Linked DNA regions of Homo sapiens: region 2 is linked to region 1. A link is a loop called in an ENCODE intact Hi-C map of the cell type or tissue named here. Cell type or tissue: dorsolateral prefrontal cortex. All regions are shown on one strand.

Region 1 (2,500 bases):
TTCCTCCACCCTCCATTCTTTGGCATCAACAACCAGAGTTTTGCATCAATATACAGTAATCCTTAAATTAAGATACAAGAGCAATGCAGGGAAGGAATAATTTGCCTTTTAAGGAATTTTGGTTAAACTTTCAATACTTTACAAATAAACCCCCCACTGATTAGTGCCACTGATATTGATCCGTTTGCTTTCATCACTTTATGTTGCTGATTAGTTTCCATACTAAGAGAGATGAAACCACCCCAGTGATTTGTAGCACGAACCACGCAACTATGGGGTCCATGCGGGTTAGTGGGATGCCATTTTTTTAAAGGTCGCAGGCTACCTAACCTTGTTTAAATTATCCTGTTAGAGTGCTTTGGGCGAGATTACGATTTGTGGGTGCTCTGTAATTCTTTGTTCTCTAAGACTACCGTTCTTTAAGGCCCTGCATATCCTCCCGCCTCCCACCACTAATGATTAAAACCTTAGTCCAATCCGAAGGGCTTCCTTCCCACCTTCGGGGCAAGTACAGGGACCGCAAACCGCCAGATGGCTGCATTCTTTACGCGCAAACCAGGCTGCGGGGAAGCTAAAGCCATGCCTTCCTCCCCACGCAGGTGCCTGGGTGGCCCCGGCCCCACGGCCTGGTCCCGGCGACCTGTCAGCCCTGCGAGTGCCAGGAGGCCGCCCCCAGAGCGCATCCCCTGACTCGCCCGGCCGCCCCGGCCCCGCGCCCAACGCCTGCCTCCCACCCGCCGCGCGGCCCCCGGGATGTGCGGGCAGACAAAGCGCCGGGCCCCGCCACAGCCCCGCGGGCGGGAGGAGGGCGCCCCCGGGGACTCGCGCCGCCGCCGGGGCTACGGGGCCAGGGCCCGGGCCGCGTCTCCCGCCCCTCGGCCGGCTCCCCGCACAAAATGGAGCCGGCCCGGGACGCCGTCGAGAGCGGGGCCCCGACGCAGCCCCGCGGCCCCTCCTCGGCCCCGGGCCCGGAGCTCAACGGCGGCGAGGGTGAGGTGGCCTGGCCCGCGTCCCGCCGCTCCTCAGCCCGGCGCACAAAGAGCCGCGCCGCGGCCCCGCGCCCGCTCCCCGGCCCGGCCCGCTGCGGGAGCGGCCTCGCAGGCGCGGGGCCCGGCCTCGGCCCGCGCGGGAGGGCGGGAGGCTAGTGCCCCCGGCCGCGGCGGCGTTGGCGGCGGGGACGGCGCCGGGAGGAGACGGACATTTCATTCGAGCTAAAGTGGAGTCGGTTTAGGAGCGATCATTGGCCGAAGCGAGACACAAACCTCCAATGCAGCCCTGGTTGGCTCCCGTCTCCAATCGGCTGTTTGGTTGGACAGAAAATGGCTGCGAAGGAACCAGTCCCAGCGCGGAGCTCCGCTTCCAGGACTCGGCCTCCCCTCCCTCCGCCGCGGGCCGCTTCCCTCGGCGCGACACCCTCCCTCCGCGCCGCCCGCGCGCCCGCCCGCCGCGGCCCCGCCCCGCCCCGCCCCGCCCCCGGCCCCGCCCCGCCCCCGGCCCAGTCCCGCGTTCCTGTGAGGCCTCCGCGCCGCTCCGGATGCCGCTCCTCTAGGCGCGAGGTCTTCCAGGGCCCTGCCCGGGCGCGCCGTTCGGGTCTAGGCGGGCCTCCTTCCCGGTGCTGACCCGGGCCTGTGCGAAGCGGGATCTCTCGGGCGTCCCTCTCTTTGTCACCCCTTCCCCCGCCACGTGGAGGTGCCTCAGCCGCCTGAGCTCAGCCTGCCTGCGCCTGGATTTTTAAGAAGGGGAAACCAAGGACAGAAGCCGCCCCCTAGGACGACGCGCCCGAGCCACCGGGAGGGTCTGAACGGCGGGGGCCTCCTGGAGCGCCTTCAGCGCCTCGTGTTTTCTTTCCTTGGGTCCCTGTTAGCGTCGCCGCATGCACAGCGCTCCCTGTCATTTGGTCCCTGAGCTTGGGTGTTTTTCACATTTCATCTAAAGATGCAGACCCCTGCTAAGTCTAGCCAGCCTTCACCCTGAATCTTGAACTTAAGATGCTGCATTTTCCACCCACCCCCACCCCTCTAGTAGCTGCAGATTGACAAGCGGCTTTTCCCAACCAGATGACATTTTGGCTGCAAGAATCCGTGGCCCGTTCTTGCCTCTGTGCAGCCAAGCTCCTTCGCTGTCTTTCTCAAACTGCAGTCCTGAGTTCAGCTTCGCTTAGCAGTGACCATCCCAGAGGTGGGTAATCCAACACTGGATCCACTCACTGCAACCGGAGCTGGGGATGGCATGCCCTCTGCTTCCACTAACCGAGTGGCCTGCACCACATTAAACTCTCCAGCTTTGATTATGTAAAAATACAGAGATCTTTTATTTATAGAGTTCCTACTGTTTCTCAGAGTATTTAAACATTTCTGCGGCAAGTATGGAAGAAAAGACAAATGAAAGCCCCAAATTGTGACAAGAGGAGTAAGTAGCAATGCCACTGTCATCAGACAACCTGACTTGAATTCCAACTCCCCTTCTTACAGGCTTGTGATCTTGGCCAAATGTCTGCTTC
Region 2 (2,500 bases), 1.1 Mb after region 1:
CTAAACATATGTGACTTCATTTAATTCTTCTAGCAACTCTCCAAGGTAGATTCCATGGTTCCATTAACTTCATTTTACTGATGATGAAACTGAGGCTCATCAAGGTTAAGAAATGTGTTCAACCTCCCACTGTAGGAATGTGGCAGGGCTGGGATGTAAATGGGTCGGCAGCACTGAGGTCACCAGCAGGGTGGCTCTCATCAGCGAGCATGATCTTTGGTCCACAGCGTACAGCCCTGACTGGAGGCAGGACAGGGGCAGACTGGAGCTGGATGCTACTACCATGTTCCCGCCCACAATACCTGCCAGAGAACTACATCACAAGTGTCCTTTTTCCTTATATCGTGGAAATGCAACTGTGATGCCCATTAGAACTGACAGGGAAACTCTGGTCTTCCCTTTTTAATTTAACTTGGCAGTGATCACCTCTGGAAAAAATATAACCAGCTACCTTGGACACTGGCTATCCTCATTTACTATACTGTGTCTGCTCAAACTTTGGTTTGGAACAACAGAGATATTCTGAGACATAAAGAAGGAATGAGACCAAGAATAAAGCAAAGGCACACCAGTAGCTCAAAATCCCACGGTCAGAAAGACACGGTCAGAAAGACACTGGTATATCTCACTTACAAAGATAACAACAGCAATCATTTATGGGGTTACTATGGCATGCCAGCATGGAGACACTTTACATATGTTACTTGTTCTTCCTAACAACTCAACTAAATAGCTATTTTTATTTTTATTTTACATACCTCCAAACACAACCTCAGAGAGATTGAGTAACTTGCCAAAAGTAACAGTAGCAGATTCAGGAGTGGAATTCCATCCATTTTCTACTGCCCGACACTTTTAAGGGTATGCTCGGCCAGAGAAACAAATCCAAGCACCCTATGCACACAGCCTCAGCTCCCTATCACTCCTTTACCTTAAAGAAACTGGGTATTACCTAATAAAACACTCCTAGACATTCTCAAGAATAGTGTGTGTAATTGTGTAGTGGCCCAATGTTAACACCACTGACTACTGAGAAAATTTTAAGGTTATAAACAAAGTTCTTATCTCCATAATTTGGTGGAGGAAGAGAATGTCCTAGTGAAAAGAACCAAGACTTTGGGAGGCCAAGACAGGAAGATTGGTTGAGCCCAGGAGTTCAAGACCACCCTGGGCAACACAGCAAGACTCTGTCTCTACAAAAATTAAAAAATTAGCCATGCGTGGTGATGCATGCCTGTAGTCCTAGCTACTCAGAAGGCTGAGGTGGGAGGATCGCTTGAGCCCAGGAGGCTGAGGCTGCAGTGAGCCGTGTTCATGCCACTGCACCCCAGTCTGGGCAACAAAGCGAGACCCTGTCTCAAAAAAAAAAAAAAAAAAAAAAAGAACCAAGTCTATTGAAAGGAAAAATAGGTTATAAACAAAAAGAGGAACAGCACAAAACATCTCCACAGTGAAGACATATAAAACCACCAGGTTATGTTTTGAGATTATCTTGTTTGAGGAAAGAAAGGCCTGATTTGGTTGGAGAGGGCTGCTCCCAGCCGGGCCACTCAACTGCATAACCTCAGAACTACATCTTTTATTTCTTTGTTCCGTTATGCCAATCGCAAAAGAAACAAACAAAACACAAACCGAGCAAGCAACAGTGCTGTTGTCTTCACCTTACCTCAAAAGTGTACTACTTACAGGACAAGAGAATAAGCCCCTGAAGAAGTACAAGCTGCAGGAGCTCAAAGCTGCATTTGTGTTCCTATCGCAGCAGGATTCACACTGTACTGGAACTGTTGCCTCATTATCTGTCTCTGGAACAAACTGTGAACCAGTCAAGGGTAGTCACTCTTATTTATCTTCACATTCCCAACAGCCAGTAGTGCCAGGCAAGGAGCAGAGGCTTCTAAACAACAATGGAGGCAGATTTCTTAATCCCTAAAATGTTCAGCTTCCCACATATGAGAGGTAAGCAGAAATAACGCATGTGTATGCACACAGACTAGTTTTACAATGCATCGTGCAGCACTGCAAACTAAAAAGGAGTCCATGAATAGATGTGTCTAAGGTCAGTTAACTGCTATTCAGCTCTTCCTGGGTCACTCAGTTCAATTACAAAAGCTTTGGTGTTCATTTAATTCATCCTGTGCAATCACATTACTGAAGCAACTCTCAAAATTACTCTTCATAAAACTAGAAGAAACACACAATAGATGGTTTATTAGGATCTTTTCCTTTTAGTGAAACATTTTAGGTCACTGATGACAGAAAAGCCCGGTGCTAGATAGCTGGGCTAACTTGAACCATATCCCTAGTACAGGCAAGTTGCCTGGGTTCCAGTCCTGGCTCTGTCACTTTATGGTGTATAATTCTAAGCAAATTACTTCTCTGCTCCTTAGTTATTTAAATAGAGAATGTACTTCAAGACTATTGGGAGGATTGAGTGAGTTAATATATGTAAAGCATTTAGAAGAGTCCCTGGCACATAAAATCCATGAAACAGGCATTTGCT

What was found. Hi-C counts contacts between places; a loop is a spot of excess contacts. Peaks named below come from ENCODE experiments on the same cell type or tissue, not always from the same donor. Only the 100,000 strongest peaks of a DNase experiment are listed, where the experiment ranks them.
Region 2: it touches region 1 in a loop (8-fold over the local background); 5 of 110 quality-filtered maps call a loop at or near these places.

Annotation. Positions count from the first base shown.
Region 1 is chr12:104,136,879-104,139,378 of GRCh38, forward strand. It overlaps NFYB (nuclear transcription factor Y subunit beta), which reads right to left and starts at 1,332. Exons shown (of 8, transcript NM_006166.4): 1 at 1,263-1,332. RefSeq lists enhancers at 1-484, 485-1,076, 1,900-2,069 and silencers at 696-825, 886-965, 1,066-1,165, 1,216-1,515. In dorsolateral prefrontal cortex, no CTCF peak of the experiment used is centred here; DNase peaks (open chromatin) are centred at 1,303 and 2,170; H3K4me3 peaks cover 2,317 bases; H3K27ac peaks cover 2,413 bases.
Region 2 is chr12:105,231,405-105,233,904 of GRCh38, forward strand. All of the region lies in intron 1 of APPL2 (adaptor protein, phosphotyrosine interacting with PH domain and leucine zipper 2), which reads right to left. Among named protein-coding and RNA genes, the nearest start is that of APPL2, 3.5 kb to the right of the region's middle. In dorsolateral prefrontal cortex, no CTCF peak of the experiment used is centred here; no DNase peak of the experiment used is centred here; H3K4me3 peaks cover 2,444 bases; H3K27ac peaks cover 1,910 bases.